Linked DNA regions of Mus musculus: regions 1 and 3 are each linked to region 2. A link is a loop called in an ENCODE intact Hi-C map of the cell type or tissue named here. Cell type or tissue: left cerebral cortex. All regions are shown on one strand. Links, peaks and the distances in the headings refer to the core of each region. The heading gives the core; the rest is flanking DNA. Region 1 holds the start of Gpnmb (glycoprotein (transmembrane) nmb). Region 2 holds the start of D030074P21Rik (a long non-coding RNA gene). Region 3 overlaps Gpnmb (glycoprotein (transmembrane) nmb).

Region 1 (10,145 bases), core at 2,363-7,362, 170 kb before region 2:
TAGCTCTTTGGAATCATAAACTTCCTTTTAAAATGTTCCAGGTATGAGCGATTTACCTTCGTGAATGTTCGTGTACCACAAGTCTGATGCCTAAGGAAGTCAGAAAAAGGTGTCAGGTCCCTTGAACTGGAGTTACAAATGGCTGTAAGTCATCGTGATGGTGCTGGGGATTGAACCTAGGCCCTCTGCAAGATGAAGTGGAGGGAGAGGAGGAGAAGGAAAAATGGGGAAGAGAAGGAAGAAGAAGGAAGAGGAGGAGGGTGAGATGAGGAGAAAGATGTGGAGGAGAGAAGAAAAGGAAGAAGGGGAAGAAGAGGAGGAAGAGGAAGAAGAAGAGGAGATGATAGTGATGATGGTGATGATGGTGATGAAGATGATGATGAAGAAGATGATGTTCCCATTTCTTGTTCATTTCTGCCTAGTGGCTACCAACTCTGATGATGGGGCAAGGAAGGCACAAAGTAAAAGATAATTTAATTGTTGCAACTTCCTAAACAAAGACTTATTGAAGAAGAGCTTAATATCCAATTTACTTAAAGACAAAGATCACTTATCTAACCAAAAATGCAAACCAGAACTGTATCTGCGACCAAGGGTGCTAACACCTCAGGTGTTACCAGGAGGTTTGCCCAAAGTTGAAAACTTGTTTCAGTTTTTACATTTGCTTGGGGGTTGGGGATAAGGGCACATGCCACGGCTCTTGTGTGAAGATCAGAGGACAACTTGCAAAAGTTAGTTTCTTCTTCCCACCACACAGGTTCCAGGGATTAAACTCAGATCTTCAAGCTTGGTAGGTTAATGTCTTCACCTACTGAACAAGCGTACCAGCACAAAAGCTCGCTTTTCTGATTTTTTTACTTTTGTTTTGTTTTTGAGTCAGGGACTCACTCTGTAGCCTTAGCTTCCCTGGAACTTGCTAAGTAGGACCAGGCTGGGCTTGAACTTAGAGACATCCAGATGCCTCTGCCTCTCTAGTGCTGGGACTGAAGGAGTTCACCGACATGTTTGTTTATTTTACTTATGAGTACATGGTAGCTGTCTTCAGACACACCAGAAGAGGGTGTTCATTTTTAATTGAAAGGTTACATGTGTGTAAACAAGCAGACAGAGCTCTGTATATGATTTATGTTACACAAAAGCAGTTCTTTCCCTTTCTCCTCTGCATTGGAGACTTTTGCTTCTTTGTGGTTGCGTCCACTTCTGCTCCACGTGGTTTTCCCCCACAGGAGCTCTGGTCCCTGAATTACAATGGACTGTAAGTCACTGTGTGCCACAACCAAGACTTCTCCTGCCCAGAAAACAGTCTTAGGGATGTGTCCTGACAGTGAGAGGGTCACAGGGCCAAGTTTCCACAGTCTACAACCAGAAACAGCTTAATCACATGACATTTATGTTCCAGAGACGGGTGATTTCACACCTAATGCTTGCTCTTTGGCAATACAAGTGTGCTTCCCACAAGTCGCCTGAAGTTACTTGGAGCAGCTATCTTAGAGAAGTTACCAAAAATGATGCAGTTCGTTCTGGGCATTCTGCAGAGCCAGGTCGATATGCCAGAAACTTTAGCTTTGGGGTACATTTCTCCTCTGCTTGAAGCCCGTGGGCTGTCCCGAACTTGCAATTTCTGACATAGCATGCAATGTTTGTATGCATGCATGCACAGCACAGTGGCATTGACTGAAATGATACCTTGGATCTGTCTGTTCTGGGGGAAGAGAACGCGGGCTGTCCAGATTCTGGAAAGATGTTTCAGTGTGAGTACCGAAGTGACACAAAAGAGAAACCACAAAGTCCACCAACGACCAGGTTTCGTTTGGTAAAGAATGTCAGAACAGGATGTTAGAAAGCTCCCTTTAAGCTAGGAAAGATGGAGGGGGAGGGAGAGAAAGGGGGGAGGAGCAAATGTGGCATCACAAAATGAAAACACCGTGCATCCGAAGTCAATAAATAGATGCCAGGGGCAAGTGACTCATGAGCACGAGTTGTTAAGCGATGGAATTTGGGAGATCAAGCCACACTGCTTAAAACATCACATGATCTCCCTCTGGCCCCGTATTTCATAAAACAGAGCGGATCGCAGGAGGCCGACACTGTGACTCCTGGTGGATGGGACTGGGGAGTCAGAGTCAAGCCCTGACTGGTTGCAGGCGCTCGGAGTCAGCATGGAAAGTCTCTGCGGGGTCCTGGGATTTCTGCTGCTGGCTGCAGGACTGCCTCTCCAGGCTGCCAAGCGTGAGTCCCGTCCTCTCTGGGCGCTTACACTCGTTGACCCAAATGATGGGCCAGGCCCTTTGACTGGAGTTTGGGGGTCCGCAGACAGGGTCTGTTCCAAATGCTGGGAGTGTGTTCTTTGCTTAGGACTCACGGAGAGCAAAAGCCACGAGGCCCCTGGAAGCTTTTTCCACTCTGGCCAGATTGAGGCTGGAAGGGGAGGACAGCCTGTACCCCAGAATAAAGCAAGTCTCCCAAATCACCCTTATCTGCTTCCTGCTCACAGGGCGGAGCTCTTAAATGAGGCTCTGGCTAACTTTGCGGAACTCCCCCATCCCACCGCATCCTCTGCTCGCTGCAGGGCCAACTGCTGCTTCAGTGCAGATACTGAGGACTCTATGCAGATACTGAGGGGCTCCACCCTGGGCGGATTCTATGGCAGGGGCCCTACTAACAAAGCTTCCTAGTGAGTGGCAGAGGCATCTTTCAGTGTTGGACATACTGGTCTAGCATCCTTGTCCTGACCAGGGTGTAGCTGTCCTGTTCTTAGCGGAGCTAGTGAGCAGGGGAAAGAGAAGGCCCCTCACTTCCAGGGGCCGGAGACCAGCCCGGTCCAGAACCTTGCCTTACCCCGAATGTGGCCGCCTGGCTGGTTGCCAGGCAGTTCCAAAGGAGAGGAGTATCTCGTCACCCCCTGCCTTCTCTTGTGCAAGGCAGGTCCTCGGGTAGGTTGTCCTGGCTGGGGTGGATCCCAGGCCAGGCAGAGTGGAACCGCTGTGGTCCCTGCACCCAAGAATTGCCAGGCAAAAGGGCAAGCAGCCCAGCCCCATCACAGCCGCGCCCCGAACCAGGGATCCTCAAAGCCAGTGATGCCCCAGACTTGGGGCGTCCTGCCTGAGACTCCACCTCTGAGTTTGGATTTTAAACCCAGAGATGGCAGGCAGCGGGTTGACAAACGGAACGGCCCATCTTGTGTCTAGGTGTGGTGCCTTCACAGAGAGAGGGGACTCTGACCTTGGAATTATCCAGTTTCCCCAGATGAGAAACCGGGCCACAGGCCACAGAGAGGGCCAGGAATTCGCTCAGGTCACACAGAGAGCAGGCAGTAGGGAAGCATGCCACCTCTCCCTGGCAGTTCTTCCTGCCAGGGTTTGGGATAGGACAGACTTGAATATGTGCCAACTGCTAGGCTGGGCCATGAGTGAGTTAGCTTCAATAAATTTCCTTTTCCTCGTTTACAAAAGTGGGCTATAGAGTCTTGGGAGATCAGCTAGCAAGGGCACGTGGCCAGAACACACATTCAATGGCATTTTTAAGGACAGAGCTACACACCTCTGTTCCCCCTATCCCACCCTACCCCACTCCATACCTCCTGCCAACAAGTTATAATAACCTAGAGGAATAAGAATAGGAAAAGCCAGCAAAGACCTTTCACCCACAGTTTGAGGGTCGGTAAAACAGTAGCCAAAGCCAGGATAAATGGTTCATGTCTTTAATCCCAACACTCAGGAAGCAGAGGTAGGTAGATCTCTGTGAGTCTGGGGTCATCCTAGTCTACATAGTGAGTTCTAGGACAGTTTGAGCTACATAGTGAGACCCTGACTTGAAAAAAAAAAAAAAAAAAACCAACCAACTACCCCCCCCCCCAAGGAAAAACAAAACAAAAACCCAACCAGTAGCCAGAACTTGAAGGGTATGGACTTTTAATAGAAGTCTCAAAGCCCCAGGCATTCTTGGGCTCATCTTATACTGTACTAAATATTCCAGACACAATGAGCAAGCCCTGTAGGGGTTAGCAATCCATAGGAGGCAGGTAGTGAGCAGCCCGAACATGAGGAGTTGGGGTGAAGAGAAGGTAACCAACTCAGGGTTACCTCCACTCTGCCCCCGCGCCCCATTTTCCCGTTATAGTTTGCTTATTATCGGGCTTGTCTGGTTGTAAGTTGAACTTCCATGTGTTAGGCTAACGGTGTACTCATGTGAAATTGAAAGGAATAATTCAGGCAGATTCCAATACAACCTTTACCCATGCCCTTTTATAGCCAAATACCCTCCTCTACCCAGCTCCAATCCCTGGCCACTAGGAGTCTGTCCATGTAAATATCTTAGCATTTCCAGAATGCCACACAAGGGAACTTAGTCGTATGAACTTTAGACATCGGCTTGGGTTTCTCCTCAGTGTGAGTCCCTGGAGATCTATTGACATTGCTGTACCAAATAGGTTGTTCCTTGTTCTTTCTGAGTAGTCGCCCATGGTCATAAAGTACCACTTTAACCGCTCACCCACCAAAGGACAGAGAGCTATTCCAGCTCAAGATGCTACGACTCCTCATGTCCATTTCCCTCGGATTCGTACTAAAAAGTACAATTTGGACAAGTTATATATAATGCTTACGCTACGTCGAGTCTTTGTAGAATTTAGCAGGGTGGCTGTGCCTTCTCAGGTTCCTGCCAGAAGTGTGTGGTGGCCCAATTGGTGGTAGTGGCTCCATAGGTCTGCAGGGGGGTTCGTCAACAATCCTCTAGTATTCAGTGTCCATACATTCTCTGAAGTGTTCTCTCATATCTGTTCCCATTTTCAAATTAGAATTGCTTTTTAATATTGGTGGAAGTTTGGTCTTCTCCACTCTCCTTTACTTCTTTCTACTGGATGTCACAGGGCAGAAGTTTCTTACTTGAGTAAAATTTCATACATCATTGTTTTTCTTTTATGGATTATACTTTTGGTGTTCATCTAAGAAGTTTTGCCTCATCCTAAATCCTTATGTTTTCATCTCTGTTTGCTGCTCTTTTAAAAAATGTATCTTTTCTTTATTGGGTTAATTTTTTTTTTTTTTTTTGAGACAGGGTTTCTCTGTTTTTAAATCTTTAAAAAGTCGTATTTTATTGTAATGGTGGTGCCTGCAGAGGTCACAAGAGGGCGCCAGATCTCCTGGAGCGGGAGCGTTTGTGAGCCCCGGACATGGCTGCTAAAATTCAAACTAGAGTACTGTGCCACTGAGTCATCTTTCCAGCTCCTCTGTTGAACGAATTTGTGTCTCGTGTGAACTCTGCCAGGGCAGACTGAACGGGTCAGCTCTTGGCTTCCCTGTCCATCCATCCCTGTCCCCGCCGCCCCACGCTGCCCCCCCCTACCCCCCCGTTTTTCTCTTTGACTTCTGAACTTTAGGAACAGAGGAGAAATCGGGTGCGATTTTGTCGCTGTTGTTTTTCGTTTTCTGGTAGTGCTGAAGTTCAAACCCAGGGCCCTTGCAGGCCAGGCAAGCACTGTACCACTGGGTCACACACCAGCCTGACCTTGCTCTGATTGCGTCTACCTCAGAATCTGTGGACTCTGAAACAGTGAAAAGAGATTGTTCTGGGCATGAAAGGAGCTGAATCCACTTTTGCATCGGATTGAAGATGATCCTGGCAAATCCCACCTCTCTAGACCTAGATGTGTTCATCTCTAAAGTTAGTTTGAATGGAGGCAGCTTAACTCTTCCCTCATATCTCCAACGTGAACTTCCATTTACAAACGTTTGTTGATAAACCTTGTGCCCATTCCTCAATTAATGGCTGTTCTAGGTAGGAACAGTCCTGACACTGATTTGGGGTGTCTGATTTGAAGGCCTGAGATCACACAGCCTGTTGATGACAGAGCCCGTGTGCCATGACTCCTAGTCAATCCTATTTGTATTGCTTGCCTGGTTAATAGGTGCATGGCCTGCTTGGCACAAGTCCAAATTCTATATGGGGCACCTGCCCCCCCCCCAAAAAAACCTGAGGCATACACAATAACAGGACATCCACCTCTTTCCGTGCAAAGAACGTAGAGACAGATAGATAAGATGGATAGGAAATCCATCATGATGGATAGATAAGAGACAGGAAAAGGGGAGATGGATAAAAATCAAGATGGTAGGCTCAAATGCAGAAAGCCTGTCATTACATCATATGTACATTACCTCAGTGCTTCAGATAAAAGTTAGAGATTTTCAGATTTGATTTATAGTTGCACAACTATGTGCTAAAAACAAAAAACACCCTCACATTAAATAAGAAAATATACAGGCTAGAAGTAAAAAAATGGGAGAGTAGGGTCCAGAGAGATGGCTCAGAGGTTAAATTCCCCATACCCACATGGCAGCTCACAACTGTCTGAACTCCAGTCCCAGGGAATCTAGTGCCCTCTTCTGGAATCCAGAACATGGCCACACCAGGAACATAGTTCACTGACATAGATATAAGACACCTACACATAAAATAAGAGTAAAGAAGTCTTTTTTGGAAAAAGTAAAACAATGGAAAAAGTTTATGTACATATGCATCTGTTATATATAATATATATTAAACACTAGCAAAGTAGCCTTCAGTACAACAAATATTATCAAGAACAAAGAGAGGGGACTAGAGAGATGGCTCAGCAGTTAAGAGCACTGAATGCTCTTCCAGAGGTTCTGAGTTCAAATCCCAGCAACCACATAGTGGCCCACAGCTATCTAAAATGAGATCTGATAGCCTCTTCTGGTGTCTCTGAAGACAGCTACAGTGTACTTATATATAATAAACAAATAAATCTTTTTAAAAAAAAGAACAAAGAGAGTTAATTACTAATAAAAACAGTCAATTCAATCAAGAAATCCATAATTCTAAATGCAGCTAGACCTAACAGTAGAGTTTCTAATGCATTTTTAAAGACTTGGAACTAGTAAAGGAAATAGCTCCAACCCTAACCCAGATAACATGAGGTTTTTATTTGATTAGTTTTTGTTTTTTGAGACAGGGTTTCTCTGTGTAGCCCTGGCTGTCCTGGGACTCACTTTGTAGACCAGACTGGCCTCGAACTCAGAAATCCGCCTGCCTCTGCCTCCCGAGTGCTGGGATTAAAGATGTGCACCACCATGCCCAGCTCTCAAATAACATTTTTTAAACCTCTCTATTTAACAAGCAGAGACTATACAAGGGCTTTTTGAGGGGGGGCGGGTCAGGGTGTTTATTTTTAAGACAAAGTCTCTCTTTAGCCCAGACAAGCCTTGATTTCACGGCAATCTTCCTGTCTCCACTCCCTGGTTTCAGGTATGATGCAAATGCCTTACTCCACAAATATATAGAGAGTGTTCACCACGATGTATGCACAGAGTTTTACCATGGGATCTCCCATGCTAACACACTTGTCTTTTGGCATCCTGGGAGCATCCCCAAACTTTGCATCCTGTAGACAAGAGGGTAAAGGCCTGGGAAAGATTCAAAGCTGTACGAGGAAAATGCTGTCCAAGTCTCCTCTTGATACTACTACTGAACCTAAATATTTGGAGGCTATGTTAAGTAGAGCTTAGAAAGGGTGGCTGCCAAAATTTTCTCTTTAAGGCTCATGCCTTTAATCCCAGTGCCAGAACAGCCAGGGCCGTGTAGTAAGATGCTATAAATATCAAAAAATAAATGTTTTTTGTAATTCTCTAAAAACACTTTCTGTAGACTTAGTTTATGTTCATATTTACTTATTTGTACTGGGCAGAGGGACGGGCACACATGTGTGGAGGTCAGTGGACAAGTCTGTGAATCGCTCGCTGCTTTCCTTCTGCCATATGGGTTCCAGAGAAGGAAGTCCGCGGTAAGGTACCTCACCTGCTAAGACTGCTCGCCAGCCTCAGTAGACATCTGGGATGGGGACTAAAAGTGTGCACCAACATACCCATGCTGACTTTTTTTTTTTTTTTCCTGAGACAGGGTTTCTCTGTGTAGCCCTGGCTGTCCTGGAACTCACTCTGTAGACCAGGCTGGCCTCGAGCTCAGAAATCCGCCTGCCTCTGCCTTCCAAATGCTGGGATTAAAGACCTGCGCCACCACCGCCCGGCGCAGACTTATTTTTAAGCACATTTCTTCACTTGCTGTATTGGTTAGATTCTGCATGTGCTTCCCAATGATTGAAATGAAAAGCTCCATCGACCATTCACACAGAAGTGCTGAGAGGTGGAAGGAACTGACAAAATCTGGTTTTCAAATACTAACACAGGATTTCGTGATGTGCTGGGCCATGAACAGTATCCCGATCACATGAGAGAGCACAACCAATTACGTGGCTGGTCTTCGGATGAAAATGAATGGGATGAACACCTGTATCCAGTGTGGAGGAGGGGAGACGGCAGGTGGAAGGACTCCTGGGAAGGTAAGTGGGAAGCTCCTCCCCCGCAGCCACCGCTGCACTGCATCAGAGAAGGCAACCTCCTCCGATGCCAGGGCTCCGGGTCCTGTGAGTGACAGTGCGCTAGGCGCAAAGTGAGCAGCCCCTGGGCTTGGCAAGCTTCCCTCCTCCCTCAACAGCTCCACTTTCTGAAGGGTCACAAAATCACTTGGACTTTAGACGTGTCCAAGGTCTTTGAATATTTTAGAGAGCGGCCAGATTCGCCCTCCAGCCTGTTGACTACCGTAGCGTAGGCACCCTCAGAAAAGCTACAACATGACCTGGTCGTCCAGAGATGCTGGGAGGCTTACCAGAAAGTGAATCATCCCACACAGGCCGGGAGTCAAGTCTTCTGGTCATTTGGTTTTCAGATTAAAGTCTACAAACTTTCAACACGTGCCTCTTCAATCCAAAAGGTTTTTTTTTTTTTTTTTTTTTTTTTTTTTTTTTAATGTGTGTGTATTGGTGTTTTATCTGTGTGCATATCTGTGCACCACCTGTATGCCTGGTGCTGGGGAGGCCATTAGAGGGCATTAGCTCCCGTGCAGCTGGAGTTATAGATTGTTGTGAGCGATCATCAGCCACGTGGGTTCTGGGAGTTGAACCACGATCCTCTTGAAAGCAGCCACAGAGCCATCTCTCCAACCCCCTTTGTTCTTATCGTCAGTGAATACTTTTTTCTATGATTAGAAAATCCTTTAGCGCCGGGCGTGGTGTAATCCCAGCACTCGGGAGGCAGAGGCAGGCAGATTTCTGAGTTCGAGGTCAGCCTGGTCTACAAAGTGAGTTCCAGGATAGCCAGAGCTATCCAGAGAAACCCTGTCTCGAAAAAACAAAAACAAAAAAGAAAGAAAGAAATGAAGGAAGAAAGAAAATCCTTTAACTACTCTTACTTATTTTTTCTATGATGTTGTACTGTGAAAGCTAACATTAGCATCAGGAAATCACTAACCACTGTAAAGAGGCATGTGGGTCGAATGGTCCTTACCTACAGACAGAACTCTATTAAACACTTGGTGGGAAGCCTGCGAGGGAAACGCACTCTGTTCTTTCCTGCCCTAGGAGGCCGTGTGCAGGCAGTCCTGACCAGTGACTCACCGGCTCTGGTGGGTTCCAATATCACTTTTGTGGTGAACCTGGTGTTCCCCAGATGCCAGAAGGAAGATGCTAATGGCAATATCGTCTATGAGAAGAACTGCAGGAATGGTAAGGAGGGTCAGCTCTGCTCCTGGAGCTCCGCTCACAATCCTAAAGCCCATGGGATCGGTCACCACCCCAGTCATCCTCCTCCTCAGGGCCACGTCCTTTTTAAGTAGCCTATATTCACCATACAAAACATTTCTCCTACTGTACGTTGTGGACTTTGATCACAGCCACTTTGAAGTCCCTCTCTCCCCATCCCTGGTCCTAGCTCTTCCCAGGTAACCCCTAGGAGCTACACTATGGGGACAGAATGAACTCAGCGAATGAACACTTGCCTAGAGTGTGTAGGGTTTGGGTTCCATCCAACCCCTGCTCAAAAACCCAACCTACATCTCCTCCATTGTCACACCAGCTTGGACTGTGTCTCTGGACAACGAATGTATTATTGTCCATGTTCAGGTTCCTGTATTAGCTGAAACTATTTTGGCCAAAAAACAAACAAACAAACAAAAACCCACCCAGGGCTCATCTGAGAGAGTGTGCTGATTGGTTCATTTCCATTGACCAGTGTTTAAGTAAACGGCGTTCTGCTGGAACTGATACTGCATGTGCGCTTCTGATTTCCTTCTGC
Region 2 (10,145 bases), core at 3,357-8,356:
GGCCTTTAGGATATAGGCTCTTCAGTTCTCCAAGGACACACAAGGTAAAGACTCCCCTCCAAGTCTCCTAACCCTCAACAATAAATGATATGAACTAAAGAGACTTCCCTCAGCAAGGCAGGGTCCTACCAAACAACTCAGGACAAAAAGGAACCATTTAATAACCTAAGAATGTATTCCCAGAGTAACAGTCACTCTAGGGAGAAAGCTGAGCCATGTCTCTACAGACTCTAGCCTACTCATTCATAGAAAGATGAAGGTGCTAAAGAATGTATCAAAGGCAAAGGGCTTGGTTTTGGTGCTGGTGGTGGGTTTGGGAGGAAGGAGGTCTCTGTATAGCCCAGGCTGTTCTAGAACGCAGGGATTCACCTTCCTCTCCTGAAATTAAAGACATGCACCACTATACCAGGCTTTGATTTCTTTCTTAAAACTGATGTCTGGGGCTAGAGAGATTGATCAGTGGTTAAGAGCACTGACTGCTCTTCCAGAGGTTCTGAGTTCAATTCCCAGCAACCACATGGTGGCTCACAACCATCTGTAATGGGATCTGATGCCCTCTGCTGGTGTGTCTGAAGATAGCTACAATGTACTCATATAAATAAAAAGAACTCTTTAAAAAAAAAAAAAAAAACCTGAGCTGGGTGTGTAGCACTCACAGCATGGGGGTGGGAGTGAGGGGGTACAGGTGGAGTGGGTGTAAGAGTGCCAGGCATTCAAGGCCAGACTTGGCTCCTAAGACTCTGTCTGCAAAAACAAAACAAAATTAAGACCCCTGAAGGGTTTCACTCCGAAATAAACTATGATTCTCAACTATCTTGACCTGTCTTTATTAAATAAAGACAGTAGTAAGCCAATCCTTCAAAGACTTCCAAGCTGGCAAGAAACAGTCTCTGCCTTGCCGTATCCTAACAAACAAGATGGAGCTGCCGTGTAATACACTTGAGGATTTGCACGAGGGGGCCAGCAGTCGGCTCCACAGTGTAGTGTTGCGGGCCAGTCTCCTCTCCCAAGGGCTCTGTGAAGAATCCTTCAGTAAAGCAATACCACAGAAGAATATACAGTTTGTCTGTTTAATTTTCCTTCCTGGAAACAGTAGGTGTCTAATATTTTGAGAAAGTAGCAGCTTTTTAAAAGATTTATTTATTTTATGTATGTAAGTACACTGTCGCTATCTTCAGACACACTGGAAGAGGGCATCGAATCCCATTACAGATGGTTGTGAACCACCATGTGGTTGCTGGGAATTAAACTCAGGACCTCTAGAAGTACAGACAGTGCTCTTAACCGCTGAGCCATCTCTCCAGCCTGAAAGTAGCACTTTTTAAAGAAAGATTTTAATTTTGTGTGTATGTGTTGTGTTGTGTAAGTCATATGTATATAGGTGCCTTGGAAGCAGAAGTCAGACGGCCTGGAACTGGAGTTACAGGTGGTTATGAGTTGGTGCTGAGACTTGAACTCTGGTCCTTTGGAAGAGCAATGCCTACTTTTAACCTGTTCTTTACTGCTGAGCCAGCTCTTCAGTGCCAAAGAGCATTTTACTGATACTGATCAAAGAACTTACCCAAACACAAGTCTTGACAGGAAGCCAAGTCCCTCACGGTCAGCTGATCTAAGAAAACACTTCATTCCTGCAGCTAAGGTGGCCATCAAAGGTAGAATTTACAACTGAAGAGCCTGCTCTCATCTGGCATGAGATTTTCAAAATTAAGGAAGAATTTAGGCACTTTCAAAAGATCGTATTTCTTGTAGCACAAGTTGAGTAAAATGAAAACTATACTTAACTTCTCCCAGCATCCAAAACAACCAAATGACTAACTTTAAGGAGCTAGATGTGGTGATATATGCCTGTAACCCCAGCAGTAGGGGAGGCTGTGACTAGAGAATTTAGAGTTTGAGGCCAGCCTGAGCTACAGAGTAAACTAATTAAAACTAGCCTATGCTATCCATAATGACTTGACCACCAATTTCAAACTCTGTTTGTCAAATCATGATGTTCTACAGAAGATCTAAACTTCACCTCATCCTTTTGCTAAGACAGCTCTAGAGGATTTCCCAAATGCATGTTAGTAAAAAGCAGTATGACTTGTTTAAGAAACTGAGCTCACGAGCTGGGCATGGTGGCGCACGCCTTTAATCACAGCACTCGGGAGGCAGAGGCAGGCAGATTTCTGAGTTCGAGGCCAGCCTGGTCTACAGAGTGAGTTCCAGGACAGCCAGGGCTACACAGAGAAACCCTGTCTCAAACCCCGCCCCCCAAAAAACAAACAAGAAACTGAGCTCACCATGAACAGAAATAGTGAAATGCACCAGACATGGTCAGATGTCACAAACAGGTTTTGTCTGTTAAACAAGACGATTTACTGAAGTTAGGGGAATCTTCCAGCTCTAACAAATTAGAAATAATAAACTTATAACTGTTTCTAGAAATTAAGAGCCTAATAAATGAAATCTGGAAGAAATGTTATATTCCAGGTCATTGAAATATCATACACCCATTCTCTTTCAGCAGTAGAACCAGAATAATGAGTTAGTTGCTTATTTTTCTTTAAGAGATATATAGATGTGGTCTCTATGTCTTTAATCCCAGCACGCTGGAGGCAAATGAAGGCAGATTGTTTAAATTCTTGTTTTCAGTTTTATTTTATGTGTATAAGTGTTTTGCCTACATGTGTCTATGCATCTTGTAGATGACTGGCGCCTACAGGTCAGAATTGGATGTTAGAGTAACAGATGGTTACGAGCCACCATGTGAGTCCTGGGTCCCCTGCAATAGCAAAAAAACGAGCTTAAATGTTGGGCCCTCTCCTCTGCACCAAAGACTGAGATTTAACACCACCTCAACTCACATACTCATCTACAGCACGGAACTCCTGAGCAGGACCCAACCCAGGTGACTATACCTCCTTTTCCAGTCTATTTAACTTTTCCTCAAAACACTCCCTCTGACCATTGTAAAGAAAGTGTTTTTTTTTTTTTTTTCCCATCAAGGCAGTGAACCCAAAAAGGACTCGTTACTCCCTGATCCTTCTTCCCCTTCTCCTACCTGCTGAAGAGCCAATCACATCAGACTGTGAGGTCAAACTCTGATCAATGAGATGAGACACAGTCACTACCTCAGTTAGGGATGAAACACAAAGGCTATCTCTGTTCCTAGTCTCTACTCACATACACACACCTTTCCCCCACTCATTTAGAGACTTGTTTACTTTTGTTTTCTGTGTATGAGTCTTTTTACCTGTATATACATATGTGCACCACATGGGCACCTGGTGCCTACAGAGGACAGAGGGAGCATTGGATCTGCTGGGGCTGGAGTTACCTTATATGGAGCTGCCATATAGATGATGGGAACCAAATCTGAATCCTCTGGGAGAGGAGCCAGGGCTCTAAACCACTGGTCTATCTCTCCAACCCCTCTGGCAAATCCTTTTTACAAAAAGAGCTTGCCTTGCCAAGTTACTTTCACTTTGCTGGTGAGTTTCTTTGTATGGCACTGAGCTAGTTCTCATCCCACACATCACCATGGTGTGAGAATTAGCTCACCCTGTTTCAGTGGCTTCTCCCTCCTCCGACAGAGCCTTAGGCTCAGTCCCTTGATGATCTTGAACAATTTGATGGTTTCAAGCACATGAGTCAGTCTCCATCCACCTTCTTCATTTCTTTGAGCTCCAGACTGAAAGATACAAATGCCTTCTCCATCTCTTTTTTATTTCTACTAGAAAATTGCTGAAAGTAAAGTTTCTACCTTCCACCCAGAGTCTGTCCCTTCTCCAATCATGGTCCTCTTCCACACTGTTGCTCTAACCAAAACATCTTGTCATCCTTGATTCTCAACATTCTGATCTCATTCTTCAGCAGTTACTGAGACTGCTTCTTAGAAACATACAGAGCCTTGGCTAATACAAACACATTTCTTCCAAGAAAATAAAAGCAGAGATTGGTTCTCCATTTCTACTGATAAAAACAATTTTAAAATGTTTTCAGTACTGAAAATTGAACCCTGGACTTGAATATGGTAGATAATAAACACTCTACCACTAGGGTACACCTTCAGTCCAATTTTCATAAATTTTCTGTTCCAAGCATTTGAAGCCAGTAGCCCCTTTAGCAGAAACAACAATTAATGTTAAAGATTTTTCCCAAATATATGTTAAGACTAGAGATAATTCTGGGCCACACAGCAATGCCAAAAAATAAAGGCCTGGGATATGAAGCTGCAGGAGAGAGCTTCCTACTCTGACTGTAATCCCCAGCACCTGTGTAAAAATGTAAAGATGGCTACCACCCACCAACCCCTCCCATGATGATCATGTACACAACTCTACCATCTGCAGACAGAGACTATTTCCTTATCTTTCTTGCATCCAGTTTGGCCTGATAAATTTCCTTAATGAGACAAAGATAACAACGTGCCAATCTCAGGGGAGGGATGTGGAGGGGAGGACCTTTTTTGGCTACTAACTGACACCACCAAGATTTTACAAGGATAAGCACCAAGGGTCCAGTTATGAGGGAGATTCCTCTAGGACTCTTTATTCCAGTTTTAGTAAATCACCCAAAACGAAGTCATGTGGGACAGAACCAACCACCTAACAGACTCATAGAAACAGAAAGAGTTGTGGCGCTCGCCTTTAATCCCAGCACTTGGGAGGCAGAGGCAGGCGGATTTCTGAGTTTGAGGCCAGCCTGGTCTACAGAGTGAGTTCCAGGACAGCCAGGACAACACAGAGAAACCCTGTCTCAAAAAAAAAAAACAAAAAAAAAAAAAAAAACAAAAAAAAAGAAAAGAAAAGAAAAGAAAAGAAAAGAAAAGAAAAGAAAAGAACCTGCAGTGAGCCTGGGTCATACAGCAAGATCTACGATTCAAGGAAAAGGAAAATCTACACTTGGTCGTTTCCTCTTACAGCTCTACTACGGTTTTCTTAGTAAGTTCAAACTATTTCCTAATCAAGTTAAATGGTCTCAGGATAATTCTTTAAAACATGTACAACTGGTACGGGTCGTGTGTCGTCCGTCCCCGTCCCCCCCCCCTTCAGACAATAAAATTCACATCCCATGTTAATATTTGATACTATTTATTCACTAATGCTAAGCACTTACCAGACAGAACATCAGGTCATGATAAATTAAACCTTCCATTTTAACAGAGCACTACAAAGTATGCCTACCACCAGCCTTCGAGCAAAACCCTGGCAGTACAAGCCAATTAATTTGTAAACATCGGACATACAGGGCAGAAATCCTAACTAAGAATGCAATCCTTTGGTCACTGCTACCACAGTGCCACCTCCTGTCTTGTGACTCTGGAAGCTTGAATCAGAGGCAACAGTTGATAGAGGAAACAGAGCTAAGAATAGCACAGCCAAACCATCTTTCTGCTTCTCCTTCCTCGCAGTCCAAACCAACTGTCAGAGTGAGCAAACAGATAATTCATACCTGTCAAGAATTAGTTACTGCTAGGGAAGCTGCTAAGGACAACTGCAGGGGAGTTTCTCACCAAAATGGAGGTGGTTCAACAGCCTCGCTTTAATTCAAGATCCCGGGCCTATGACAACACACACAGCGGCGGGGCTCACAAAGGGCTTCAAAGCATGGCAAAGATAATTTTCCACTCACTGACTGCCTGAAAGTTGTACACAGGAAAAAGGTGGGGGAAAGCTACGTAACTACCCTGCTACAGAAATTTTCAAGTGAAGCTCCACAGAGGGAAAGCACTGGATCTCTGTACTTCCAAAAGATATTTTTAATCTGAAGCCTATCCAAGAACCCATTTGCTTCCAGGAAAGTGCCCAAACCTCGGAACGAATGATGCCCCTTAGAGTTTGTCACAAAAGGCGTCTGGTCCTGAACAAGAGTCTCAGCAGCCACAAAGGTAAAAAACCAGGGCCAAGAGCTGAGGACAGGCTCCCTATTCCTATTGGCTCTGAGGATGGGCTCCCTATTCCTATTGGCTCAGAGGACGGGCTCCCTATTCCCATTGGCTCAGAGGACAGGCTCCCTATTCCCATTGGCTCAGAGGACAGGCTCCCTACTCCCATTGGCTCCGGATGCATGTGATATTTCAGTAACATCTTTCTCAGGGCAACTGTGAAAAAAACATAGAAGAAGCTACTTAGCAACATCCATTTGCTTCCTAAAAGATCCTTTTAAGGCCAAAATAAGAAATCTCACAAATTCTAACTATATTGAACAAGTAGGAAATTGGGGGAAAAAAAAATCAAAAAATCCCTCCAGCCACAAGCACTTAGTCACACAGTGCCAAGTTTATGTTGTGCACTGAAAAGATAACTCTGCTTGAAATTCCTCCCCAGCCAAGTTCCCTAACGTTAAGCCACGATTCAAAAGTGAGACTATCTGTCCCAGACCACTAAGGAATAGCTTGTGTTTAAATGTTCAATGCTGAAAACAGTGTTTGCTATCCTGACTCTGAAGCTGGCCCCACAGCCAGCAGTTACAACGTCCTGGGCTAATGGGCACAGGGCATCCTTCTATTCTACACTTAACAGCCACTGAGGCAGCACACTAGGTTTTTAAATAGCCACTTACAGTGAGATGAAATTAACGTCCCAGCAACTTCTACTCAACTGACACTGCAAGCACAAGATTCCAGTATCAAAGTAGGTTGTTCTCTTTATCTTCTTGTTAAGAATATGAAGTACTTGAGTGTTAGAACCACAAACTAAGGATCTTTCTTGGTTCATATTAACTATAACATCTTATGATTTTTTTTCTCCTTTACTCAAATATTTATAACCAAGGTTAATAGCTAAATAAATCACAACTCTGATTAAATATGAGTAGGCTGTGAAAAACTGAAAATAGGAAAAAAGGGATCATGAATCTGAAAGTCATGGAAATTTAGCTAAAACCACCATGTCTCAGTTGTGCAGTGTCAGCAACTTTACATTTCTTCTCTTGTGCCCAACAGCCCACAGCATAACGAAAACAGGGCAGCGGTACCTTGTACATAAGCAAACAGCAGAGTCCAGAAGCCCTACAGACACCACAGGCCCTCCCAAACAATCCTTCCTAGGACTGCTACAATCCTTCCTAGGCAAAACTTCTTCCTCACTCACCTCAAATCCGAGAGTTAAAAAAAAAAAAAAAAAAAAAATCAGGCCTGCCTCTGGAAGCTATCAAGCCTTCCCATGCTGTATCTTTTCTTGATTTTGGAACTGAGGGTGTAACACCATCTCAAAGTCCAAAGCATGCTTCTTTTCTGCAAACAGGGATCCTCGGGCCCTGTGCACTCCGCTGTAATCTACAACAGAGGGGCGTCTGAATGCAGAAAAGCCACATTCCTTCCACATTCCCTTGAGACTTCAGTAATGGGGAACTAAGCTTGGTTTGAACCAAACTCAACAATACCCCCTTCCTGCACGGGTCCCGCCCAGCTCAGCTTGCAGCCAGCCTGCAAGCATCCAATCACCTCTGTGCCTGCTCCCCTGTCCATCCCTCTCAGTGCGGCCAGAAACATTCCCCAGCACTCGGCTCCTCCCGACATGCCTTGCAAACAGGTATAAAGGTCACTGCCCTGCAAGTAGGCGTGCCTGCCTCAGATGCCCACATAGTGGTGGAAAATGACTGCAAAGCATAACAAACTCCATCCCAAAGTTCAGCAGGCTACCCTGACGACCAATCGATCTGACTGTGCTGTGCAATCAAGTCACTATCAAAGCAATCCACATGATCAATCACTAACAAAATAATCCACACCTTGCCATAGGTGGGTGAGTGCGCACATAGGGGCCAGGTCACTTCCTGGCTCTTCCAGAGCCTGTGAAATGATGGAAGGGTCCAGATAAGAAGAACTGCACAGCTTCAAGGGTCAGTGAAAACTAAACTATAATGGAGATGAACACTAAAGTTTCCAGAGAGACACAGAAGTCTTTATGCAAAACACTTCAGTAAAGGATTTCTAGCACTCAACTGCTCCCAAGTCAGAAAAACAGAAAGGTACTCCGTCAGCTCACTTCACTCTACCTGTAAGGCCTACGTCACTGGCTAGTAAGACCACATTTAAAACCCTACGCATTCTGGTAGTGGGGTGGGGGGCCAGGGCAGGAAAAGCTTCTGTTGTTATTAATAAACTGAAGAAGCAAGCGTCCAGTAAACATTTGCCCCCACTTGTTACTATCTCCTAGTCTTCCAAAAGAGGAACCCTGCAATTCAAACAGTAACAAGTAACTGTTTCCAGCATAAGCAAAGCTTTAGGAGGAAGACTAGCAGTTGTTACCCAAGTTCCTAAATTAATTCTCCACACATGGGAAGACATTAACTTCAAAAATAAAAAACAGAGGATACAGCAAACTGAGGTCAACCCATTAGCTGGAGCTGAAAAACTCACTTAATGTTTTTAAATTTAAAAAGACATTTAATGTTTTAAATTCACAACAGTCCCTTTGTTAATTATAATCATTTGCCCTGCCCAAGGATTCTGGAGTGGAAGGCCTCTGGCATGCTAGGCAATCATTCTACTAATAGGGTACAACACCAGCTCTTCGTTTTGTTGTATTGCTTACTTTTAATTCTACAGTGGATTTAAAAACCAAGAGCTAAGGGTGTGCCTCAAGTGGTAGAGTGCTCGCCTGCATAAACCAACCCCTTGAAAGATTGGGGGGGAGAGGGGAGTGACGGGAAGGGGGCCGGAGGGACAAGCACTAAGACACACTGGATAAACATGAAACCAACTAGCATGTGTGCAATAAGGTTCGTTTTTCCAAAATGGCTGATTCACAGGCTAGGTCTCTAAACTTCTTAAGGGCAAATGAGTTGTGCCTCAATTGTTTAAATTCCTATGAAACCAAGATCAGTTTGATACTTTTTATCCACATCTACTTTAGAAGAGTAAACAAAAATAATAAAAGACTACATTCTACTATATGAAATAACTTGACCCTTATCAAAATAGACCTAAATCTGGTTACACAAATATCTTTCCAATTATCTTAGGCGAAATTAAACAAGGACTTAAAAAGGAACCTACAAGTATCCACACTAGTTTATTTCTAAAACGAGGAGTGTGAAGTGATTCATGTGGAAGAGAGCTTCATTCAAAACAGTCACACAGCATTCTTGCCCTCTGTCTCTGCAGGGCAAATCCCTCTGTCCCCCAGAGCACACTCTCAGAAACACTTAACCAGATACACACAGCCCTGGTTTGAATTAACTTCAGGCTTATTGTTTGCTCCAGGTTAGGAATGGGGGAAGACTGAAAAGCCAGCCAGAAACCCTAACCCCACCTTGCAAAACCCAGCAGGCTAACCTCAGTCTTTCCAGTTAAGAGTTACAGAGTCGGGGGGGGGGGGGGGGGGGGGGAGGGCAGGGAGGGAGGGGAAGGGGGGCGCTTCTCCAAAAAGCTTCAGTAGCTAAAATAGCCTGCAAATATTTTGTAAAGTGACAGCTACAGATGCTCTCATAGAAGAGAAATCTCAGTGAAGTTGCAGATTCCCCCAGCCTTCACCGTCTCTTGGTGATTATTTGTAAGCAAAATACACCAAGGGACAGGAGGAGCTGGAACAAAGGCACTGTTAGGAAAAAAAAAAACAACAACAACAAAAAAAAAAAAACAACTTTGGAGTGTTTGAAAGGCCCCAGGACCCCAGCATTCACTGTGTTCCAATGGCCGCTGGCTGGCCAGTGAACCAGGGCAAAAGCAACTGTGTTCCTCCTCCTGTATTAGAAGCGCCCACCACGGCGGACCAGCTTCTCCACATCTGTCCTGGACCTGTCTTCTAAATCCCGTAGGTTCCCAAAGACTATTGGCTTTTGAAACTCGGGCTGCCAGTTGAGACCTAAACCTGCTCTGCCAAGAACATGTAGCTGTGAGAGCTTCCTTGACAGGCTTTTAAAACAGCAACAATAACCCAGAAGCAGGGGCCGCAGGCAAGCCCCCATTTACGTCCCAGAATTATCAACGCGCGCGCACACACACCTGCCATAAACTTAAAGGCAAGCAGAAAAAGAGCTAGCTGAACCGTGGCCCCAGCGTGTAAGCCAAAGGGTCCGAGTTTGCATCTGTGTTCTGTGCTTCCTCCCTAAAAAGCGGCCAGAAAAGGGTAAATCCGCTCACCTCTGCCGTTTAGGGACCGAGTGCTCAACTTCCATCGGTTTCCCATGTAGTTCCATTTTACCTGTGAACACAC
Region 3 (10,145 bases), core at 2,409-7,408, 150 kb before region 2:
GGGCGCTTTCTTGGCATGAGTGAGCCAACAAGACCAGGCTTCTAATCCAGCATCTTAAGAAAAGAAAAAAAAAACAGGAAACTGGGAGGTGTGGTGTGGGACACATGCCTACCTCCCAGTACTCACGAAATTGATACAGGAGGGTCGCAAGTACAAGTCCAACTCGGGTATAGCACATAACAAAACCTGAGAGAGAGAGAGAGAGAGAGAGAGAGAGAGAGAGAGAGAGAGAGAGAGTGTGTGTTAGTTCAGTCAGTCAAGTGCTTACCTTGCAAGCATGAGAACCAGAGTTCAGATCCCCAGAACCCCCACAAAAAGCCAGGAGTGGTGATGTGCACCTGAAATCCCAACAATGGTAAGATGGGAGGTGGAGACAGACAGACTCCTGGAAGCTCACTCACCGTTCAGTCTAACACACTTGACCAATTTCCAAACCAAAGAGAAAGCCATTCTCAAACAAAAAGAGGAATGACACCCATGGTTTTCCTTTATCTCCACATGTTCACAAGTGCACCCACACCCACACAACCCCCCACACACAACCATGCACACATACAATCATACACACATGCAACCATGCACACACACAACCATTTACACACAACTATGCACACACACAACCATGCACACACGCAATCATGCACACACATGCAACCATACACACACATGCAACCATGCACCCACACAGAGCAGTAAGGAGAAAAGTCAGAAAAAGAAACAAACAAACAAAAAACCCAAAACCAAAACAAAAAACAAAAACAAACAAACAAACGAACGAAAAACCTGTAATCCAGTGAGTGTTCTAACTTATTAACTCAAATTTCAAAATCAGAATTTCAGAAATAGAGAACTCAACCGAAAACTCACTGATATTTAGCTGAAATTCTCTTTATTGATTGATAGTCACTAAGCTGTCTGCTTCATGCTCAGCACAGAGCTCTGCACAAGACAGAAGTCACTGACTAAGGAACAAAACAGGGAGGACCCCTGCTTCCCTGAGCAGTAACAGATGTTATAGGAAAACGTTTAGACCAATTCAATTTCACAGTTTGTTTAAGCACCAAACTGAGCAACACTGGAGTCAGAAGTGGCCCAGACCAGATCCCATTGACAGCTCCCCAAACTGGCTGTCAGAACCTAGGAGCAACCATTGCTGACTGCTAATTGAGGCCTGGAGTCAATCAATTAAGCTGCTTATGGTTGACTGAAACTTAATTGTTTTTTGTTTTAAAGGATTTGGGGTGTGGGTGTGTGCATGTGTGTGTGTGTGTGTGTGTGTGTGTGCTCTCAAGATCGTGTGCACATGTATGTGCATACAGGTGCCCACAGAGGCCAGGGGAGGCTGTCGAAGGACCTGGATCTGGATTTACAGTTGGTTGTGAACATCTAGACATGATTACTCAAAGAACTCAGATCCTCTGCAAAAGCAACTGTGCCCTTGACTGCTGAGCCAACCTCCCAGCTTCTTGGCTGTTGGTTTTTGATGTTACTTGGGGTTTTTGTTTGTTTATTTTTTGAGATTTTTTTTTTCTTTTTTGGTTTTTCGAGACAGGGTTTCTCTGTGTAGCCCTGGCTGTCCTGGAACTCACTCTGTAGACCAGGCTGGCCTCGAACTCAGAAATCCACCTGCCTCTGCCTCCCAAGTGCTGGGATTAAAGGCGTCTGCCACCACTGCCCGGCTTTTTGAGATGTTTTAAATTTTATTTTATGTGTGTGTGTATTTTGCCTGCATAGACATCTGTGTACCACACTGGTACAGTTCCTGTAGAGTCCAGAAGAGGGCATCAGATCCCCTTGAAACTGGGTTATTGTGCTGCCATGTGGGTGCTGGGAATTGACCCCAAGTCCTCTGAAGAGCAGTTAGTGCTCATATGCACTGAACCATCTCTCCAGCCCCTTGTTTTTTGTTTTGAGTGTGTATGTGTGTATGTGTGTGTGTGTGAGTGTGTGTATGTGTGTGTGTGAGTGTGTGTGAGTGAGTGTGTGTATGTGTGTGTGAGTGTGTGTGTGAGTGTGTGTGTGAGTGTGTGTGTGAGTATGTGTGTGTGTGAGTGTGTGTGTGAGTGTGTGTGTGAGTGTGTGTGTGTGAGTGTGTGTGTGAGTATGTGTGTGTGAGTATGTGTGTGTGTGTGTGTTTGTGAGTGTGTGGGGTGGTGGTGGTGTTGCTTACCTATGAATTTGTCAGTTAGGTCCCAACTCAAAATATATAATCAGACTTATTTTAAACCCAGGCAAGAAACAAATTAACAAGATGGTATCTTGAAGAGAAAAAAAAAAACAGTCAGAGGAAGGAGAGGAGGGAGCTTGGAGTGGAGGTGAAGGCAGTGGTTAGAGCCCTAGACAGGGTGTGGGACAAGTCTTGCTGTTCTGTAATACCATCTTGGTAGAGGGCCTCCTGGGAACTAAGACCTAAACATAAACAGTGAAATCACACCAAGGCTACTGTTAGAGTCTTTGAAGTTTCATTCTGTAAGCAAGGGTGAGGCATTCACCTGTGAGAAGATCTTATCATCACATGATGGAAAGACAATTGTAATCGGTAAAGAGGACCTTCTAGGAGGGGTCTGGAGGACCAGATGGTGACAGTGGCAGAGCAGAGGCAGCTCGGATGACCAGATATGCTTTGGGATGGAGACAGAACTGGCTGGTTACAGAGGAGAAAGAAGACAAAGTGTCTGCCTTTGTGGTCATTGGTACAGATGAGACGAGGGAAGGAATAAGACACAATGTGACCCAGGCCTAGGAAGAGGCAGGCAGGGTAGTGACAGAGGAGAGATGGTTCCCTCTGAAACGCTCGAGGGCACAGGGCGACTGAGGAAACCTGAGAGAAGCCAGGGAAGGGCTGTCCCAGCAGGGGCTGTGCACGGTTCACAGAATTTCAGAGGTTTTAGGACAGGGGCAAGCACAGAGCCTGAGATGAGGCCAGAGGCCAGCACAATGGAGTGTGAGAGCCTTTTAGCCCCTTGGTGTTGAAAGCAGTTGAAAGCGGTTGCTCGTTTATTCAATAGCATCACAAGCAGATGTCCTCCAACCATGGAGGAATGCAGCCTAACTCATGCAGTTTTCCTTCTGCTTTAAAGACCCAGACTCCCCTCTGAGAGCAGTGAATGGTGTCCTGATCTCCATCGGCTGCCTGGCTGTGCTTGTCACCATGGTTACCATCTTGCTGTACAAGTAAGTTTCTGATTTTAACACTTTACATCTCTATAGCAGATAGTCAAAAGCAAATAGCATTCGTCTGTATGAATGTGCCATTTTCCTTTCTTCCTTTTAAATATTATGTGTATGAGAGGAAATGTGGTCCATCGAACCACAAATACCAAACTGGGACCTATTAATTTTACTATGGCTTGGGATTTGTTTGTTTTAATCCTGAAAGTGCTACCAGATGTCAGTAACTTGACAAAATTGGTTTTTGTAATGTTTAACGAAATCTCAAAGTGAGTGCTTCTTGCTTGAAGAGAAAATAGCTATACTCTCCTGTGATGCTGGTGTGTTCCAAGCGACAGACTGGGTTGGGTGGAATTCGCTCTTTTGCACCTGTCATGAGAAACGCTATAGAAAGGAATTTAGTTCAGCTGAAGATATTTTTAAAGTCCTGTCCAACACATTGTTTTCAGAAAACACAAGGCGTACAAGCCAATAGGAAACTGCCCCAGGAACACGGTCAAGGGCAAGGGCCTGAGTGTTCTCCTCAGTCACGCGAAAGCCCCGTTCTTCCGAGGAGACCAGGAGAAGGATCCATTGCTCCAGGACAAGCCAAGGACACTCTAAGTCTTTGGCCTTCCCTCTGACCAGGAACCCACTCTTCTGTGCATGTATGTGAGCTGTGCAGAAGTATGTGGCTGGGAACTGTTGTTCTCTAAGGATTATTGTAAAATGTATATCGTGGCTTAGGGAGTGTGGTTAAATAGCATTTTAGAGAAGACATGGGAAGACTTAGTGTTTCTTCCCATCTGTATTGTGGTTTTTACACTGTTCGTGGGGTGGACACGCTGTGTCTGAAGGGGAGGTGGGGTCACTGCTACTTAAGGTCCTAGGTTAACTGGGGGAGATACCACAGATGCCTCAGCTTTCCACATAACATGGGCATGAACCCAGCTAATCACCACCTGAAGGCCATGCTTCATCTGCCTTCCAACTCACTGAGCATGCCTGAGCTCCTGACAAAATTATAATGGGCCCGGGCTTTGTGTATGGTGCGTGTGTGTACATATTCTACTCATTAAAAAGGCAGTCTAATAAGCTGTGTGATTATTATATTGGGGAGAAAATTTTCCCTGTGTAGTTCAGTGAACTACCCATCCATTCATTTATCCATGGACACTTATAAAGCATGTGGTGGGCTGCACTTGACCTATGAGACCTTGTCTATTCTATACCAGCAGACCCTTAATAGCAACCAAGTGAGATCTGAGAGTCCAGACTGTATCTACCTTGATGAAGGTAGACAACTGGATAAATATGATGGTATTATAGAATGACTGCTCATTTTTGAGGCATTGTGGAGGACCAACATTCAGTCTGGTACTTTGACACCCCCCCCCCCCACTAGGTGGCCTAGAAGCAAAAAGAAGCTTTTTGTTTGGAAATTGTCTCCAAAGAATGTAAAAATTGCTGACCACTTAGGACAGGGCCTCTCAGCCAGGAGTGTTTGGCAATGTTTGGAGAGATTTGTGGTTGTCAAAACTAGGGTGGGGTGCTACTGGCATCTAGTGGGGAGAGCCCAGGGCTGCTGAACACCCTGTGCCTGCGGGACAGCCCCACAGCCAAGGAGCCCAGAGCAACTGAAGGAGTCCTGGGCACAGGCATCCCAACAGCAGCCTTGTATCTGAACCGAGCCCTGACATCTAAAGCTTTGTGACCTAGTGACATGGCATGTTAGGAGTCTTTTCTGCCTCTGTCTCAGCTGTAGAAGGGGTATGCTGTCCCTCTCTGACTCACTTCACATGGCCGCTACTGCTCCTGATGGAAGAATGAGTGCAGGTACAGCCTTGTGTTACAGTCTCAGCCTGGGGACAGAAACACGTGAAGAAGCTTGATTGATTGATTGATTGATTGATTGATTGATTGATTGATTGATTGATTGATTTTTACATACTAAGGAGCCCGTTCACTAGTACCCAAAACAGGACATTGATTTCAGGTTGCTGCAGAATCCACAGACCGCTTAGACTCCACCCCATGGTTCCAAACACTGTCTTGTGGAGGTGGGACCCCATAATTTGGATTTCTGAGAAACCAACAGAGAATCCTTATTCTGCTGGTTCCAGGACAAGAATGAGCAAGGCTGGGCTTGGGATCACTTCCTTGCTCAGGTCAACAGGGGGCAGCAGAGAACAGCAGATACAGAACAGCCACCAAAGCGGCAGGTCCATGACTTTGTTTATCTAGCTTCATCTAAACAAATTTTAATCTAGTAGTAGGAAAGAAGTCTGAAATAGTAAATTGTGTCGATTTATATTTTCCAAGTGACCCTGGTAAGGGAACTGTCTGCAGAATGGAAGAAATAGCCTAAGAGACAGGGATGGCTTGATTGATGTTGGCTGAGAATTAAAACTTCTCACGAAAAGTACATGTGTATGTAACAAATTATTCCAGGAATTGCTTATTTCTAGGGCTTTTATAAATGTCTGCATCCTAAGCATCTCTGAGTAATTCACAAATATCTGTTTCCCTGGATTGAAATTCTCATAATCTGAAAATCCCATAGTTTGAAGGCGATGCACTCAAAGTACCCATCACACACAGAATGCACAGAACTCTTAAGCTCAAGTGACACAAAGAGCAGATGAAAAGACAGTCTTCCAGAGGATGAGGGTGACCTCCTTTGGGGGAACCCTAGTGGGGGAACAATTCTTTGAAAGTGTTTTGTTGATGTTTGTTGTTGTTGTTGTTGTTACTTGTTGGGTTGTTTGTTGCAGTTGTTTGTTGATGTTAGCTGTTTGTCTGTTGTTTGCTGTTTGTTTATTTGTTGTTGGTTGGCTGGTTGATGTTGAAGGAGGCTTCCAATGCTGCTGGAATAAATACCATGAAAATTCAAAGGTCTGCTTCCAGGGATCAACCGTTGCAGACTGATTTTGCTCATTTAATCATCTTTTATTGAATGCTAGGGTGGTTCTGGGTCTAGGAGAGAACGAAGAGATAATAAGAGACACAAAACTGAGTTTGTGGAGCTGGGATTCCAGACCAGCACAGTAAGCCACTGCTCATGTGGTCACTGCTGTGACTTCACTGACCTGGGTTCTGGCCCACCCACTGGCCTCAGCTTCACCTGCAAGGGCAACTTCTGTTTGTAGTCAATAGCCATCCCCTTTATCCTTAAGATTCTACAAGGAATCAGAGCTCTCCTATGGGCCCTGTGGTGGTTTGAATGAGAATGGCCCCACAGATTTATATATTTAAGTGCTTGGTCCCCAGTTGGTTTGAGAAGAGTTAGGAGGTGTGCCTTTGTTGGGAGAGGTGTGTTGCTGGGGGAGGGGTTCATTGCCAGGCCCAGTCTTGCTCTTTTTGCCTGCCTGCCTGTGGGTAAGGATGTAAGCTCTCCATCCCACGCCAGCCTGCCACCATGCTTCCTGCCACGATGAATATGGGCTAACCGTCTGAAACGGTAAGCAAGCCCCTAATGAAATGTTTTCTTTTATAAGTGTGTCTTTGGTCGTGGTGTCTCTGCACAGAGGTAGAACAGTAACTCGGGCAGGCCCTTTGCACTTGCATGGCTTTAGTACTTAGCCAGTTTTCAGTCTGTGCCTAACTTCCCCAGGCATCTCACAACGTCATCTACAAACCAAACTGCCCTTATACTACCAATGCAATCATGCTGTTCAATACAGCTACACGGATGCCAACACAAATATCAGCCCTTGAGTCCAGTCTTTACTTTGAGTGTATGCGTGAAACAAATTCTGCTTTCCTGAAAAGACAAGAGCTGTTGCTGAGCTCCACCCCCCTCCCCCCACCAGACAAGATCTCACTGTGTTACCTAGGCTAGCCCTAAACTCCAGGGCTTAGCTTTTGTGGCAGGAGGTTTCTGTGGTTGTGGAGACAACGGTAAACTCTGGCTTGGAACTGAACGAGTGTAGGAAAGTAGACAGGGCTAGAATGGGACAGCCTGTGTCATCATGCTGTCGCTAGCAAGATGCCCAGAGCCTGTCTCCCTCTCTGCCCCTCATCTGTCAAATGATGGAGAGGACAGGGAGGCCACTTCTGAGTCTTCAGGTTCTGACGCTCTTCTGTGGAAAATGGAGACAAAGTTAACCGTTTTTCCACAGAGCCGCTAGGAAGCTAATATACTCCACGTCAGGCAGATTTCAGTTCCCCTGCCAAAGCCATGCTTCTGCCCATAAGCAACGTATAGTTTTTATACTTCTAAATGGCTAGGGGAAAAAAATGAAGAGTCATAGTTGGGTTCCATCCCAGCACAGAAAGAAAAATAAGCAAAGAAAGCAGGGAGGGGAAGCAGAGCCATCCCAAATGATACAAAACAGTTATCTGAAATGCAGAGTTCAGTATGCGTAAGTAAAGATCTACTATTCTCTCTCTCCTCTTCCTCCCCTGCTCGCCCTCCTCTTTTCCACCATTTCTCTCTCCCTCCTCCCACCTCCTTCCCCTCCTTCTCCCCCTCCTCCCCCCATCCTCGTCCACCACCAGACAAGATCTCACTATGTTACCTAGGCCCTAAACTCCAGGGCTTAGTGGCTCAATAGTTTCCTCTCTTCCTCCCTTCGCCTCCAAGTAGACATACCTCAGTGCCTGGACAGCCACATTTCATTTATGTGCTCTCAGCTGCTGCTCAGCCATTACAGCAGCACAGCTGGGTAGCTCTGACACAGGAGCCTTCAACACCTGTATTTGCTGCCTGACCCTTTACTGACAGCCTGCCTATCTGTGACCTAGAGTAGTTCTCAGATCCAAACTATTAGGAAAACAAGAATTTTTCAGAAAACTTCAAGTCAATGCTTCTCTTCTCTCCTCTCTCTCCCTCTCCCCCTCCCATTCTCTCTGTGTATGTGTGTGTGTGTGTGTGTGTGTGTGAGAGAGAGAGAGAGAGAGAGAGAGAGAGACTGCTCAGAGGGCCAGAGAGCAGCAGATCCCCCTAGAACTGGAGTTACAGGCAGTTGTCAGCTGCCTGACGTGGGTGCTGGGAACCAAACTGGGTTCTTCTGCAAGGCAGTCACTTCTCCAGCACCTAAGAATCCTGTCAGGAGGAATCTGAATAAGGACTCACCAGCTTTCAACACTTGATTGAGCTGGCAGGAAACTAAAAGAGGATTCTTTCATGACCCTACCCCCACCCCCAAAAGACAACAGGAGAAAACCAGCACTGAGCCAGAGTTTTCTCAGGAGGGGCAAATAAACAGACAACCTGGGGGCCTTCAAGTGTGGATGCCAAGACTCAATTTTTGGGACTGCAGAAATGGCACAGTAGTTAAGAGCACTGGCTGCTCTTCCAGTTCAAGGAATGGGGTTCGATTCCCAGCACCCACATGGCAGCTCACAACTGCCTGTAACTCTAGTCCCAGCCCTCTTCTGGCCTCTGTGGTACACATATGTACATTCAGTCAAAACACACACACACACACACACACACAGAGAGAGAGAGAGAGAGAGAGAGAGAGAGACTCAGTCAGTCTTTGGGTTGAAGATCAGTAAATGAGGAAGCCTGGACAGAATGCAAGAAGCCCCATGAGCCCAACACTGCCAAAATGATTCTCCTGAATAAAGCCAGGATCCTTATTAATAACCTGGAATGAAACAGAGAAAACCCACACACAGGCAGCAGAGAGACCCACTTGGAAGCAGGGCATATGCTGGGGCCTACAGGGTCTAGAATTCCTAACCTGTGATCTCAAAACAAGAATTTACAGGGACTGGAGAGGTGGTTTTGCTGTTTAAGAGTGCCAACTGTTCCACCAGGAAACCCAAGTTCAGTTCCCATGTCAGGAAGTTCACAACTACCTCCTGGAACTCCAGCTCCAAGGAGCCTGGCATCCTGCTCTGGACTCTAAGGGCACTCAATGGATATGGGGTGAACATTTATACAAACATGTAAACACAAATAAGTTTTTAAAATGAACATAGGTTAACACAAAAAAATAAGAGCTAAACATCATGTTTAAAGTAGTTCTGGATGCATCTGTCTGCCTGCCTGGCAGAAGCCGTGTGAACTCTCTCTGCAGGAATGCCAAGCCACAGATAAAACCTCAAGAACATGGGCTCACAATTAAAAGCAACTCACTGAACACATGACAAATAATCCTTTATGAATGAGCCAAGAGAAGCAGGCTGGCAACTACTGCAGCAGATAATGGGCATAAAGCATGTCTCATCTGAGCATGGTGGCATAGACCCAGCCCAAGAGACTGAGGCAGGGTGGGGCGGGGCAGGGCAAGGCAGGGCAGAGCTCAAGAGTTCAAGGCCAGCCTGGGAATTATAGCAAGCCTTAGAATTTGAAAATAAAGTTGAGCCTACCTCATACATTTAGGAAGAGGAAGTTGAAAGAAACTGACAGACTGCTAACATAATGAAAGAAGCATCGTGGCATGGGGGCTTCCCCCGAAGAACTTTTAGAGATGAAAATTATAGCGCTAAAAGTTAAAAACAAATACAAATACAAACAAACAAAATCCATAATGTAAATTCAAATCATTATTCAATTTATGGCTAACCCTATCTAATTGATCTCTTTAGTCAATTTAATTTATTAAATCTATTGATTAACCTTGTGTATGTGTGTGCATGTATTTGTGTGTGTATGTGTATGTATTTGTGTATGTGTGTATGTGTTTGTGTGTGCTTGTGTGTGTATGTGTTTGTGTGTGCTTGTGTGTGTATGTGTTTGTGTGTGTGTTTGTATGTGTTTGTGTGTGTTTGTGTGTGTGTGTACTTCTGGGGTACATATTGCACATGTGGAGAATAGAAGGCAGCATTATGGAATTGGTTCTCTCTACCACCTTTACTTTCAGGGATCAATCCCAGGTCACAGAGAGTGCATTTACCTACTGAGCTCTGGTGGCCCTATTCACTTTAATATCTAAAGAAAATTCCAGAAGTTATAGCATTTTATCTAAAAAATATTTCAGTTTACTTTTCTATAAAACTAAGACCTTTTAACAAAATATACAATTATCTCATCACATATAAAG

What was found. Hi-C counts contacts between places; a loop is a spot of excess contacts. Peaks named below come from ENCODE experiments on the same cell type or tissue, not always from the same donor. Only the 100,000 strongest peaks of a DNase experiment are listed, where the experiment ranks them.
Region 1: it touches region 2 in a loop (2.3-fold over the local background); 2 of 42 quality-filtered maps call a loop at or near these places.
Region 3: it touches region 2 in a loop (4-fold over the local background); 20 of 42 quality-filtered maps call a loop at or near these places.

Annotation. Positions count from the first base shown.
Region 1 is chr6:49,034,564-49,044,708 of GRCm38, forward strand. Gpnmb (glycoprotein (transmembrane) nmb) reads left to right here and starts at 1,955. Exons shown (of 11, transcript NM_053110.4): 1 at 1,955-2,229; 2 at 8,204-8,356; 3 at 9,434-9,577. The coding sequence starts at 2,160. In left cerebral cortex, for the core only: a CTCF peak has its summit at 5,121 (motif pointing right); a DNase peak (open chromatin) is centred at 5,146.
Region 2 is chr6:49,203,195-49,213,339 of GRCm38, forward strand. It overlaps Igf2bp3 (insulin-like growth factor 2 mRNA binding protein 3), which reads right to left. Exons shown (of 15, transcript NM_023670.3): 2 at 10,073-10,133. It overlaps D030074P21Rik (a long non-coding RNA gene), which reads right to left and starts at 10,066. Exons shown (of 2, transcript XR_869057.2): 1 at 5,796-10,066; 2 at 2,616-3,673. In left cerebral cortex, for the core only: a CTCF peak has its summit at 5,290 (motif pointing left); DNase peaks (open chromatin) are centred at 5,337 and 5,962.
Region 3 is chr6:49,052,541-49,062,685 of GRCm38, forward strand. It overlaps Gpnmb (glycoprotein (transmembrane) nmb), which reads left to right. Exons shown (of 11, transcript NM_053110.4): 10 at 3,081-3,174; 11 at 3,621-5,642. The coding sequence ends at 3,774. Among named protein-coding and RNA genes, the nearest start is that of Malsu1, 16 kb to the right of the region's middle. In left cerebral cortex, for the core only: CTCF peaks have their summits at 4,693 and 5,322 (motif pointing right); DNase peaks (open chromatin) are centred at 3,102 and 5,319.